Linked DNA regions of Homo sapiens: region 1 is linked to region 2. The links are chromatin contacts, found by Hi-C or POLR2A ChIA-PET in ENCODE. All regions are on one chromosome and are shown on one strand. Each heading gives the region's core, a stretch centred on a gene start or an enhancer-like site at or near the end of the contact. The rest is flanking DNA. Distances are from core to core; before and after follow the strand shown. Region 1 holds the start of ZNF28 (zinc finger protein 28). Region 2 holds the start of ZNF816 (zinc finger protein 816).

What was found. A loop is a pair of places that touch in the nucleus more often than their neighbours do. ChIA-PET counts read pairs that join two places held with the same protein, here RNA polymerase II (POLR2A). Pooled maps may share reads with other maps.
Region 1: a map with no recorded cell type shows a loop between it and region 2 (25-fold over the local background). The contact joins the promoter of ZNF28 here to the promoter of ZNF816 in region 2. A Hi-C loop is called at or near these places in 3 of 37 single-sample maps with no recorded cell type and 12 of 50 pooled maps. POLR2A ChIA-PET finds 5 or more read pairs at or near these places in 2 of 52 experiments (activated CD8-positive, alpha-beta T cell and activated CD8-positive, alpha-beta memory T cell).

The regions. Positions count from the first base shown.
Region 1 is chr19:52,820,383-52,828,095 of GRCh38, forward strand. ZNF28 (zinc finger protein 28) reads right to left here and starts at 1,251. Exons shown (of 4, transcript NM_006969.5): 1 at 1,204-1,251. It also overlaps a transcript of ZNF600 not described here. RefSeq lists an enhancer at 1,196-1,697.
Region 2 is chr19:52,961,520-52,968,336 of GRCh38, forward strand. ZNF816 (zinc finger protein 816) reads right to left here and starts at 1,362. Exons shown (of 4, transcript NM_001202457.3): 1 at 1,208-1,362. ZNF816-ZNF321P (ZNF816-ZNF321P readthrough) reads right to left here and starts at 1,362. Exons shown (of 4, transcript NM_001202473.2): 1 at 1,198-1,362. It also overlaps the pseudogene ZNF702P. RefSeq lists an enhancer at 1,080-1,329 and a silencer at 1,390-1,589.

The DNA of each region.
Region 1 (7,713 bases), core at 1-2,500, 140 kb before region 2:
CTGGGATTACAGGCGTGAGCCACCGCGCCCGGCCCTTATTTAACCTCTTGTTGGTCCTTCTCCCCAATCTTTAGATCGTCCTCAATCTCCATAGATTTCCACCTCTTCTCCCCTCTCTGCTCTCCCTGTTAAATTCTCTCTTCTCTGTTATAACCCCCTGGACCCAGTCTGGCACCCCAGATCCCCAGGTGTCCTCCCCGCTGTGCTTCTCCCTCTGTTCTCCTTGCCACCAGCACCACTCTGCTCTGTCTGACCCGGCTCCACATCCCTCCTCCTCTCCCTCACTCTGATGAGCCTCCACATTTCTGCCCCTCTCCCTACCTTGCTGTCTGTCCTTCATCTCTCTGTACATCTAGCTTTTCTCTACATTTCTCCAGTTGCTTTTCTCCTCCTGCTTTCTTATCTTTTATCACTTTTGCTGTCTCTTGGCAAATCCCTCACCATCCTCTACTTTGCCATCTGTTATGGGTCTTTCTCATTCTTCTTTTCTCTGTCTCAGGTTTTCTACTGCTCTCTTAGTCCCTCTCTCTGTCTCCTGATCCCTTTGGCCCACACGATCACACGAGGGTTTGGAGTAAGACACCTGCATCTCGGAGAAGCGCATTTTCCCAGAGCTGGAGCTGGGCGGGCAAGAACACCCCGCGTCACAGGACAAGCCCCAGGCACCTCTCCAACGCGGGCTCAGGGGAAGCGGTGACTGCGGAGGGGAGATCTGGGGAGCAGCAGGGCCCAGCAAGAGGAGGAGGGAGGTGGGGAGCGACGACGCCTTCGGACAAGGGTGGGATCCGCAGGATCCCAGGACCACAGAACGCAGCCTTCCCGGGACTGGGGTCGCCGCGCTGTGCTCCAGGAACCCAGGAGGATGAGGCTGGGAGGCGCACAGGGTGGGAATACACCTCTAGGGTGAGGACTTTAAAAAGAGCCGTGCGGAAGGAGTCAAAAAAAGGTTTTGAGCAGGAAAACTACGAGATAGGAAGTGTATACATTGCCCTGTAGCAGAAAGACCCGGGACGGGACCAGCCTCAGGGCGACTTTAAACCTAAAAAGAAGGGGCTTCCGGACTCCCAGTAGAACATCTCCATTTGCTCTGAGTGAACGAAGAAAGGGGAGAACTTCCAGGTCTAGGGGGACCCCACATCCCATGTACAGAAGTGCCGGGGACCTGGGAAGCTCAGACTTAACACCACACAGAGCAAAACTCACCGCCCGCCGCGGCGTCACCGTCATTCCACGGGATCCGCTTCCTGGTCTGCGCGAATCTGCGCGCGCAGGACAGAAACCAGGCCTGGGTGGAGCCAACGAGGAGGCGAGCGGGGCCCGGGTGAGGTGTGGGCGGGGCGCGAAGCGGCGAGACCTTGCCCTTTAGAACCCGCAGAGGGCGGGGCCGGAGCGGGACCTGTGAGTCTCAGCCTCCTCCCAGGCCATGTTCTCAGGCTTTTGAACCCGGGAGATACAGCTTGCATTGGGCCGAGATCGAGCCACTGCACACCAGCCTGGGCAACAGAGCCAGACTCCGTCTCTAAAAAAAAATAAAAAAATAAAAAAATAATAAAAAAAAAATTTGCTTGTGCGAGACAGGGATACAACATTACTCTTTTCCGTGTGGATATCCAGTTAGTTGTCCCAGCACATTTGTAAAAGAGATCTATTACTTTCTCCTTTTTATTTACATTTTTTTCTTTTCTTTTTCCCTTTTTTTTTTTTTTTTTTTTGAGGCTATTTCTCTGTCGCCCTGGCTGGAGTGCAGTGGCGAGATCTTGACTCACTGCAGCCTCTGCCTCCTGGGTTGAAGCGATTCTTCTGCCTCAGCCTCCGGAGTAGCTGGCACTACAGGCACACCCACCATGCCCGGTTAATTTTTGTATTTTGTGTAGAGACAGGATTTCGCCATGTTGGACAGGCTGGTCTCGAACTCCTGACTTCAAGTGATCCGACTGCCTTGGCCTCCCCAAGTGCTGGGATTACAGGCCTGAGCCACTGTGCCTGGCCCAGGAAATACTCTTTACTTTGCTTTTTAAATGTTGAGAAAATACAACTGAAAACTAAAAAATCTTCCCCGAAATGAGAAATCATCTTCATGACAAAACAGGAAGAAATAAGAACTATTCTATTAATGAATAAGCCTTAGACCAGAATGTGTTGGGAAATAGAGGCAAACAGCTAAGAGGTTGAAAAGAGAGAAAGAAACTTCATTGTTCTATGCAACCCGTTAAGTACATGTTTTCAAGATAAACACTAATCAGTCCTCAGGGAAGATTAGTTGACAACAGCCTTGGTCGCACATAGTTCATCCTGGCTGTACTTGGTAATGGAGGTGACTATCTGTGTCAGCTAGTTAGCTTCATGCAGAGAGAGGGGAATTACTTTAACCCACGTCTTTTTGACAAGTGTGAGTTTTACAACATGGAGGCAGGTGCCGTCTCTAGTGAGGCTGCTACAGTCCGACAGAAACTGACGTCAGCAGTAAATAATAAAATTTAGAATACATAATTAACTATAGAGTTTATTGGAACACAAAGCTTGAGGATAGCCACCTGGAAACGTCAACTCCAAATGAAGGGGGCCCGTGTTCCCAAGTAGAGACGTTAAGGTTTCACACACAGGGAAAGACAGAGAAGCTTTACCAGAATCACATTTTCCATTCAAGGCCAGTGCATAGGCTGCAGCAAATTGATTGGTTATGGATTGATACACTTCAAGGAAGGTTACTTTATCACTCCATAAGAAGGGACAATGATGCCAACAGGTTAGTCTTCCTAATTATTTACAGGTAAACTTTTTTTAAAATTTATATTAGGAAACTAAATTTTATTGCACTTTTTGTTTTGTTTTGTTTTGGTTTGGTTTTTGGTACGGAGTCTTGCTCTGTTGCCCAGGCTGGAGTGCAGTGGTGCAATCTTGGCTCACTGTGACCTCCATCTCCCGGGTTCAAGCAGCTCTCCTGCCTCAGCCTCCTGAGTAGCTGGGATTACAGGCACACGCCACCATGCCTGGCTAATGCTTTTGTATTTTCAGTAGACACGGGGTTTCACCATGTTGGCCAGGCTGGTTTCTAATTCCTGACCTCAAGTGATCCACCCACCTTAGCCTCCCAAAGTGCTGAGACTACAGGCGTGCGCCACCGCACCTGGCCAGTAAAACTCTTAGAAGTTGCGCCTGCACACCACTGGACTCAGGTTGCATGACCACGTTCCTCTCAAAGCTCAGAATTATTTAAATGTCCGTAGCTTTAAATTTGAAATATTTGATGTTTGAATTATTTAACTTCCTACTGAGATATAGGTACTATCGCCCTTGTAGTTTGCCTTACAAGGATCGTTCCCAAGACCTTCAGAAATACATCCTTGGGTCATTAAACTGAAAAAAGGCTTAGTTACTTTCTAAAAAATACCACTTCAGGCCAGGCGCGGTGGTTCAAGCCTGTAATCCCAGCGTTTTGGAAGGCCGAGGAGGACAGATGGCCTGAGGTCGGAAGTTGGAGACCGGCCTGACCAATATGGAGAAACCCCATCTCTCCTATAAATACAAAAATTAGCCTGGCCTGTTGGCATGTGCCTCTATTCCCAGCTACTCGGGAGGCTGAGGGAGGTGAATCGCTTGAGCCCAGGAGACACGGAGGTTGTGGTGAGCCAAGATCACGCCATTGCACTCCAGCCCAGGCAACAACAGTGAAACTCCGTCTCAAAAACAAAAAATAAATAATAATAATAATAATAATAATAAATATGGCCGGCGCAGTGGCTCATGCCTGAGTGAGACTCCGTCTCAAAACAAAATAAAACAAAACAAAACAAAAAACAAAAAAAACACATTACCAGTTCCACAGTAGGGTGTCCTCAAAAACAAAGGAAATGCCTCCTCTTTAAGTTTTTCTTACATAGGCATCCAGGTAAATACAAAGATATGTCTACCTGCCGGTTGGCTGACAGTCTAACACAACTTATTACTTTGTTGATTTAAAGCTATCCATGACTGGTCGCGGTGGCTCATGCCTGCAATCCCGGCACTTTGGGTGGCCGAGGTGGGCAGATCACCTGAGGTCAGGACTGTGAAACCAGCCTGGCCAACAGGGTAAAACCCCATCTCTACTAAAGATACAAAAATTAGCGAGGTGTGGTGGTGCGCGCCTGTAGTCCCAGATACTCAAGAGGATGAGACAGAAGAATCAATTGAACCTGGGAGGCAGAGGTTGCAGTGAGCTGAGATTGTGCCACTGCACTCCAGCCTGGGTGACATAGAGAGACTCCATCTCAAAAAAAAGAAATAACTAACTTTAAAGACGAAAATAAAGAAAAATCTGGAGAGGTCTCAGGAATCTCTAGCCAGTCTGATTGGAGAGTGTTCTTCCTCACTGAAGTCAGACACCAAAAACCGTGAAAGCTGGCTGATTTCTGAACTGCTGAAGTTCCAACAGAACATAACCAGATATACAAAGAGATAACGTGGATGATCCCAAGAAATTATACACAAATTTATAAAACAGAGACTTAGAAATAACGGGACTAAAAATTCAAAATAAGCCTGGGCAACATGTTGAAACCATGTTTCTACCAAAAATACAAAAATTAGCTGGACACGGTGGTGCACACCTGTAGTTCCAGCTACTTGGGAGGCTGAGATGGGAGGATTGCTTGAGCCTGAAATGCAGAGGCTGCAGGGCACATGGTGCTCTCTCATGTTCTCAGAGAGGGCGCTTTTACACCTGGGGGTAGGGATGGAATCTTCCCAGATCTAAGAAATGAGGAAATGCCACGTCCTAGAAGAAGCAATCAGTTTCTCAATAGCCCCTCCTGCAGGAACCCTCCAGATACATGTAGCGAAGTCAGCACACTCACAGGCAGCCAGTGTGGCATTCTTGGTAACAGTGACAAACTGGGAAGGACTCACGTGTCTTCATTCAGAAAATGCTCCAAGGAGAATGAAAAACAGTAAGCTATCTTGCTTCCTACCTTGAAAACATGGAATATTTTAAGACTTGCAGGATAAAATACCACAACAAAACATTTATCATGTTGAGCTCAGTGGCTCACGCATGTAATCCCAGTACTTGGGAGGCCGAGGAGGGAGGATCACTTGAGGCCAGGAGTCTAAGACCAGCCTGGCCAATATGGAGAAACTCCATCTCTACTAAAAATATAACAATTAGCCAAGCATGATGGCACATACCTGTAACACAGCTACTCAGTTGGCTGAGGCTAGAGAATCATTTGAACCCATGAAGCAGAGGTTGCAATGTGCTAGTAAGTTCCAGCCTGTTGACAGGGTGAGACACCGGTCTCACAAAACATACAAAACAAAAAACAACAACAAAAAAATCATTTGGCCGGGCACAGTGGCTCATGCCTGTAATCCCAGCACTTCGGGAGGCTGAGGGGGATGGATCACTAGAAGCCAGGAGTGCCAGACCACCCTGGCCAACATGGTGAAACTCCATCTCTATTAAAAATACAAAAAACTTATCCAGGCATAGTGGCACACACCTTTAGTCCCAGGTATTCAGGAGGCTGAGGCACAAGAATCACTTGAACCTGGAGGAAAGAGTCTGCAGTGAGGCAAGATTGCGCCACTGCGCTCCAGTCTGGGTGACAGGCACATTCATCAAATAATTTTATCTAAAATCTCATAATGGTGTCTGAATACATTTCTGTAGGACTTACGCTGACTTGCCACAGTACTCTCAGCAGTGATTCCCCATTGAGCCAAGGGAACTGGTGGAAGGCTGGACAGGAAAGGGGATGCCTAAGTGAACTTTCTTTGTCCGGGAGTGGTTGCTCAACGCCTGTAATCCTAGCACTTTGGGAGGCCGATTTCTTGTTTTAAAAGCAATAATAGAACAAATTATCCTCTACCACTGATGTTACCTCCACTTTCCATTCCATTCTAAGTCATTAAAAGTGCAGAGTCAAAACTGGGAATTGCGGCAAATGCTTGTAATCCCAGCATTTTGGGAGTCCAAGATGGATGGATCACCTGAGTTCAGAGGTCTGAGACCAGCCTGACCAATGTGGTGAAACCCTGTTTCTACTAAAAGTACAAAACTTAGCGCTGGGTGGGCTGGCTCACACCTGTAATCCCAGCACTTTGGGAGGATGAGGTGGAAAGATCATGAGGTCAGGATTTTGAAAGCAGCCTGGCCAACAAGGCAAAACCCCATCTCTACTAAAAATACAAATATTAGCTGGGTGTGATGGTGCATGCCTGTAGTCCCAGCTACTCAGAAGGTTGAGGTAGGAGAATTGCTTGAACCCGGGAGGCAGAGGTTGCAGTGAGCCGAGACCACACCAATGCACTCCAGCCTGGGTGACAGAATGAGGCTCCATCTCAAAAAACAAACAAACAAAAACTCAGCTGGGCCTGGTGGTGCACACCTGTAGTCCCAGCTACTTGGGAGGCTGAGCCAGGAGAACTGCTTGAACCCAGGAGGTGGAGGGTGCAGTGAGCTGACAGATATTGTGCCACTGCCATCCAGCCTGGCGACAGAGCAAGACTCCATTCTCACCCACCTAAAAAAGAAAAAAAAGTGCAGAGTCCAGCCAGGCTGGCTGTCTCATATCTGTTATCTCAGCAATTTGGGAGGCTGAAATGGGAGGCTGAAATGGGAAGATCACTTGAGGCCAGGAGCTCAAAGCTATAGTGAGCTTTGACTATACCACCGTACTCCTGCCTGGACAAAATAGCAAGATCCCATAGCCACATAATAAAAAATGAAAGACTTAGCCAGATATGGTGACACATGCCTGTCATCCTAGCTCCTTGGGAGGGTAATGTGTGGATCACTTGAGACCAGGAGTTCGAGGCTGCTATAAACTAGAATTGTACCATTGCACTCCAGACTGGGCCATAGAGCAAAACCCTGTCTCTAAAAACAAAAAAAAAAAAAGAAAAAAAGAAAATTGGCTTCAAATGCATTACAAAATCAGAAACAAAATATCTCCCTTTATTGGTCTCCTTTCCAGAATGCACAAGATATCAGTGCACATTAATGTATGGCTTTCATATGTAGTTTCTGGGATCCAGTCCACAAAGAGCTAAACGTGCATCCAAATGTGGTGCCTGAACAATCCCAGCTGCCCCGCAGCACTGACACCATGGGGCCCATACCCCATCTCCATCCATGTCTGGTGTGAGCCCTTCCCAAGACCATGCCCAGTGCAGCCTCTATGGAAATTCACGTCACTGAGTTATAGAAGAAGGATTTTTTTTTTTTTTTGAGATGGAGTCTTGCGGTGTCTGCTCACTGCAAGTTCCGCCTCCCAGGTTCATGCCATTTTTCTGCCTCAGCCTCCCGAGTAGCTGGGACTACAGGCACCCGCCACCACGCCTGGCTAATTTTTTTGTATTTTTAGTAGAGACAGGGTTTCACCATGTTAGCCAGGATGGTCTCGATCTCCTGACCTCATGATCCACCCGCCTCAGCCTCCCAAAGTGCTGGGATAACAGGCGTGAGCCACCGCGCCCGGCCTAGAAGATGGAATTTAAGCGAAGATGAGAGGGAATGACAGAAGGCATGGGTGAGTGCGAGCAAACGTGTCACGCAGGACGCTTCAGACTCAGAAAAGACTGGCTACTGTAATACCTGGCTTTTCAGAAAGAAAGGAGACAGGATAATCCACAAGGAATATCAAGTATATCCATGCAAAACAGGCACTTTGTGATTTTTTTTAATTTTCTGTATTTTTATTTTTTTGAGACAAAGTCTTGCTCTGTCACCCA
Region 2 (6,817 bases), core at 112-2,611:
TCCTGTGCTAGCAGTCACTGTAACCCACTAGAACTAATAATCACTAATTCCCTAGACCCCCGTTAGAGAAAAAGAGAAGGTGTAATCCTGACGGTCAATAGGACAAGGGTAACCCCCCAAGTTGCCATTTTAGTCCGAGGGGAGGTCCCCAGGCCCTTTCCCAAACCAGTGTTTCAAGCCTTTTATAATGAGCTAAATCTGCCAGCACCAGAGCTTCCAAAAAAGACAAGGAACTTGTTTCTCCAGTTAACGGAAAATGTAGCTCATTCCCTCAATGTTGCTTCTTGTTATGTACGCGGAGGAACTACTGTTGGAGACCGATGGCCTCAGGAAGCCCGAGAGTTGGTGCCCACTGATCCAGTTCCTCACACAATTCCAGCTCAGAAGGCCCAAACTAGCAACTTCTAGGTCCTAAAAACCTCAGTTATTAGACAATACTATGTAGCTAAGGAAAGAAAAAACTTCAGCAACCCCGTAAGAAAGCTCAATTGTCTAGGACAGAAGTTGTATACAACAGCACAACAAGGACAGTCACTTGGTGAGGCTTAAACCACACTGAAAAGAACTCATTACGTAAATTTTCTAAATTACAGACTGCCTAGGCTCATCCAGAATTTCATTGAGACTGGACGGCCCCCGCTGGACTATACTAGTCCAGGCACAGAGACTATACTATACTATACTAGTCCAGGCACAGGCTATACTAGTCTGTAGGCACAGAGACCCATCTCCAACAACAAAGAAGAAAAGTGAAAATCTGGGTCCTGGCTCTGGGAATCTAAGGCCAATTAATGTGAACTTTGCAAAACTAGACCAAAAGGAATAACCCCATCTCCCCACCCGTAGTAACAAAGGATCAAAGGGTACTCTCCCTGTAGCCCTCCCACTTCCACCACGTCTCAGATGGAAAGGGAAAGAGCCCAGGAGTGGCCACAAAGCACCGGCCACCCTGGGGCTGCGGGGCTGCAACGCTGCGCTCCAGGGGCCGACTAGAGCGAGGCTGGGAAGCGCTCTTGCCCAGGGCAAGAATCCAGCTCCGGGTGAGGACTTGAAACAGCGCGAGGCGGGAGGACGCGTCAGAAAGGGTTTTGCTAAGGAAAGTTTCGCGACAGGAGGTGTCTGCACGGCCCCACTGCAGAAAGACCGGGGACGGGACCAGCCTCAGGGCAACTTTAAACTCAAAAGGAAGCGACTCACGGACTCTCACCCGGACGTTTCAATTTGCTCTGGGTTGAGAAAAGAGGGGCCGGAACCTGCAGGTCTGTGGGGACCCCACGTCCCCTATATAGCAGCACCAGACAACTAGGAAACGCACACGCCGCCGTGCAACTTTCAGTCCACGCCATCCGCTTCCGGGTCTGTGCCAATCGGCGCAGGACAGAAGCGGGACCTGGGCCAGATCCCCGAGAGGTGGGCGGGGCCTGGGCGAGGCCGGGGCGGGGTGCAAAGGACAAGGGGCCCGGCGCGGAAGAGAAGAGTCTTGGGCTGGGAGGAGTCCGCGGGGGCGGGAAAGGGGCGGGGCCTGAGCTTTTCTCCATCTCGCTCTCCGCGCCTCTGTTTTCAAGGTTTTAGAGGTGAAACCCGCCAGTGAGGCTGGAGCAGCTCAGCAGTCAGGGAAATAGTACCTCCCTGAGAAGTCGCCGTGTGGCGGTAATTGGATCCGGGAAAGTTCCTTGCTATTGAAATTTATTTTAGCAATTTAATTCCAAAGCCTGGAAGTTGTCTACGGCAGGAATGCAAACTAGAATGCGAAATGCAAAGCCTTGCCTGAGCGAAAGGTACAATTTCATGCTGACGGTCCACAGAACAGAATAGAAATCCTCTCCCTTTCAATTCTCCATTCACTGGAGTGGGAGAGTCCACACTGTGCTCAGCTCCTGAGACTTCCCTAGGGCCACCGTCTGGGGTGCGGAGCAGAGGAGTGTGCTTAAACACAGCAGGGATGCGGGCGGGGTGGCAGGAGTCTGGGGTCCCCGCTACTCAGGAAGCAGGGGCGAGAGGATCGCTGAGCCTGGAGTTCCAGGCCAGCCTGGGCGACAAAGTAAGACCCTCTATCCCAGAGCTCCCTCCTCCGTCTCAATAAACAAAAAAGTGATTTAAAAAAAGCACTGACATTGTAACAGTGCATATAAGTTGCCCAGTTGTTTCTTACGTTTATTATTTCATGCTGCACTTAAAATGAGTTATTTTTGTCGTGGAAAAGAATCAAACTGTAAAATATCTTAAGAGATTTATTCTAAGCTAAATATGAATGACCCTCAGGAGGTCCTGAGAACATGTGTCCAAGGTGATGGGGAACAGCTTGTTCTTAGACATTTTAGGGAGGCATTAGACATCAATCAAATACATTTAAGAAATACGCTGCTTTGGTTCAGAAAGGAGGGGCAACTCAAAGCGGGGACTTCTGGGCTACAGGTAAATTGAAACATTTTCTGATTGACAATTGGTTGAGTTTGTCTAAATACCTGGGATCAACGGAGAGGAAATGTTCACGTTAAGGTAAAAGATTGTGGAGACCAATGTTGTTTTCAAGTCTTCTATTGGCTGCCCTTAGAGATAATAGATGATAAGTGTTTTCTATTCAGACCTTTAAACAGTGCGAGATTCTTACTTAATCTCTTCAGGATTGGTAGGGCCTAGAAGAAAAAGATCTAGCTATGTTAACAGAGATTCTTTACAAATGCACATGTACCCCTCACAAAGAACAGCTTTGCAGGACCATTTCAAAATATGGCACAGAAACATGTTTTGGGGTAAAATATTTTGACTTTCTTCTTTGTCACGTTATTCCAGAGTCAGACTGGAAAGTAAGACAGGATATATAGGACTAAATAAAACCCATCTGATGAGTATTTATGGTTTGTAGGGCATGACTCCCCAGACCCTTTAGATAGGAATTTGGGCAAGAGAAAAAAATTAGACCTTGGTCCTCATTCTCAAATTCTTTTTTTAAAAAATAATTCCTAAGTGTATTGTAATATCAAATTCACTTTACGTGCCTTCTGAAAATAAGTAGAAAATGTACTTTTTATCTTCAAGTTGTAATTTTTTTTTCCCTAGAAACAGGACCTAGTTCTGACACCCAGGATGGAATGCAGTGGTGGGAACACTGCCCACTGCAACCTCAACCTCTGGGGCTCAAGCAATCCTCCCGTCTCACCTCCCAACTAGCTGGGGCCACAGGCCCTCACCACCAGGCCTGGCTAATTTTTTAATATTTTGTAGAGTCGGGGGTCCACTATGATGCTTAGGCTGGCCTTGAACTCCTGTACTCAAACAATCCTCCCACCTTAGCTTCCCAAAGTGTTGGGATTAAAGGCGAGCTACCACACCCATCCAATTGTAATCTATTTTGGGTGTTTTCTTTGTTGTTCTCTCCTAAGTGTTCTATCAGGTGTGAACAACAAAGGCTGTAAAATAGGCAGTCTTCAAACATTGGGATTTATTTTCATATAGAGAATAATTATGAGATATTACTAAGGATACATTGCAGTCAGGTTATTCTGTTTTACGTGGGCCCTGAAGAAAATATAACTAAATTACAAAATTGGCTGGGTGTGATGGCTCACACCTGTAATCCCAGCACTTTGGCAGGCCTAGGCGAATGGATCACCCTGAGGTCAGGAGTTTGAGATCAGCCTGGCCAACACAGCGAAACCCCATCTGTACTAAAAATACAAAAATTAGCTGGGCATGGTGGCATGCGCCTGTAATCTCAGCTACTCAAGAGGTTGAGGCAGGAGAATTGCTTGAGCCCAGGCAGCAGAGGTTGCAGTGAGCTGACATCTCACCATTGCACTCCAGCCTGGGCAACAGAGTGAGACTGCATCTCAAAAAAAGAAAAAAAAAATTATAAACTTTTACATCACCGCATTTCTGCATGCAATAATTTTATGGCAATATCTGTAAGTTAACATGTACTATGAACTATATTTTTCACTCACATCCCTAGTTATCGAAGGTTTCATTTATCAAATACTAGTAATTAGCTAAAACATAATTATGTTTAGGAAGAAATTAGCATATCTAAAATATTAGCAAGTTTAAAAAAGCATAATGTGGCCAGGGATGGTGGCTCGTGCATGTAATTCCAGCATGATGGGAGACCGAAGCAGAAAGATAGCTAGTGGCCAAAAGTTGGAGACCAGCCCAGGCACATGGTGAAACCTCATCTTTATATTTTAAATATTTATGTATCTATGTATTCATTTATTCATCTTTGAGATGGAGTTTCATTCTCATTGCTTAGGCTGGAGTGAAATGGTGTGGTCTCGGCTCACTACAACCTCTGTCTCCTGGGTTCACGTGACTCTCCTGCCTCAGCCTCCCGAGTAGCAGGTATTACAGGCATATGCCACCATGCCTGACTAATTTTCTATTTTTACTAGAGACGGGGTACCTCCATGTTAGTCAGGCTGGTCTCGAACTCCCGACCTCAGGCGATCCACCCACCGCAGCCTCCCAAAGTGCTGGGATTAGAGGCCTGAGCCACCATACCCAGCCTCTATGTAGCTTTGTAAAAAATCCTTGTAGCTGTCTCTTTTAGGAATAAAATGGGAGGCAGGTTTGTCTGACACAGTTCCCAGCCTGACTTTTCTCTTTGGCTTAGTAATTTTTAAGCTTCTTTCACAACCTTCTGACAGACATAATGCTTTGACACACTGATATTGGTTTATATAGATTTTCCAAAACAGTAAAGTCCAAGGGTCTATCCTGAACTGGGTTAGCGGAGGCGAGAAGATTCCCAGAAGACTCCTGATCTCAAGCAATCCTCCCACCTCAGCCTCCGAATGTGTGAGGACCACAAGTGTGATCCACTGAACCCAGTGGAGTCTCCATCTCAAAAAAAACCAAAAAGCAATACGGGAATTAAGGTACTCTATGGAATTACATCATTTGACTTTTTTTTGAAATGAAAAGCCTCACATATTTATTACTGAACCCAGCCAACCAACATGTTCATAACAGATTCAGAGAGAAAAAATATATTCCCAATAAAACATGTCCAACTCTCCAGATAATGGTGACATTTTCTGCTTGATATGGTAACGTGATTGTAATGCTCAGACAGCATAAAAATGTGTGCCATCTCATGTACAATTCCTTATAGACACGGATTGGTTCTTCTCCAATGTCTCCTTTTAAAGTTGTACCTGATTTTATTACCAGTTTTCATCTGAATCCACTGGGGAATGGAACAATTTTGCTTTTTTTCTTGGCCAGGAATTGCTTAATCCTGATAGTCTTATGAGAAGATCTGGTGAGAAGCAGAGTCAAGTACACACCATGATGGTGGAGAAAGGAAGAGAAGGGGCTTGACATCTTTTTTTTTTTTTTTTTTTTTTTTTTTTTGAGAGAAAGTTTCACTCTTGTTGCCCAGGCTGGAGTGCAATGGCACTATCGGTTCACTGCAACTTCCACCTCCTGGGTTCAAGCGATTCTCCCACCTCAGCCTCCCAAGGAGCTGGGATTACAGGTGTCTGCGACCATACCTAGCTAATTTTTGTATTTTTAATAGAGATGGCATTTCACCATGTTAACCAGCCTGTTCTCAACCTCCTGACTATTGTTTCTGCTGTTAGCTGTCAGTCCTCTTCATCACGGCACAAACAAGATTATTGTTTTTCTCTGAAACTGATGTGGATGGTCTGCCTGCTGCTCCACGTGTAACCTTCAACATTGTCTTCTCCCAACTCAAAATTAGTTATCCATTTACAAACTGTTGATTTCTTTTGGGCATCGTCCCCATAACCTTTTCATAAAGCATCAATGATATCATAATTCATCTACCCAAACTTTACCATAAGTATTCTTTTTTTGAGACATGCTGGAGTGCAGTGGCAAGATCACAGCTCACTGCAGCCTCGACCTCCCAGGCTCATGCCATCCTCATGCTACAGACTCCACAGTAGCTGGCCCTGCAGTCAGGTGCCACCCTGCCCAGTGAATTTCTGTATTTTTTGTATAGAAGGGGTTTTCACCATGTTGCCCAGGCTGGTCCTGAATGCCTGGGCTCACGTGACCCACCTGTCTTGGCCTCTGAAATTACTGGAATTACAGACCTGAGACACTGCAACTGTTCTCATCATAAATTTTATGTTTCTTCTTGTTTCAATTTTAGCAGAATTTGTATTCCTTTGATACAGTCTCTTTTCAAACTCATGTCTTATCCTTCTCAGTGCCTCAAACTAGAGCCTGTTCAGACATGTTATAACAGATTTGTATCAGTTTATTTTGGTGCAAAAACTGTGAAATTCATGCACAATTTTTCCATAATATGTATTTTTCCATGAGCTTCTTGAAGACCACTTGTACTAGAAAACTGTATTCAAGAGGATATATAAAAGGATTGTAGATATGCAAGTGCCATTTACTTCTGGCATGCAAGGATGGTTCAACATATTCAAGCAAATCAATGTGATATACCACTTGAACAGAATGAAAGATGAAAACCACATCATCTCAACAGATGGAGAAAAATCATTTCACAAAATTCAGCATCTGATCATCATAGAAATCTTAAACAAAATAGATGGAGAAGGAAATTTACCTCACCAATAGAAAGACCATTGATGAAATGACCAATGTGGAGATAACCAAGCAGGGAAAATAGAATCCTTTTCCCGTAGGATCTCACATGATGCAAGAACGTTCTCACTTTTTCTATTCAATAAATACTGGAAGTCCTAGCCAGAGCAATGAACTAGCAAAAGAAATGAAATGCCTCAAAATCAGAAAAAGTAAAATTATATTTTTTGTAGATGACATGATCTTCTGTGTAGAAAATCACAAAGAGTCAACCAAAATACTACTGTGA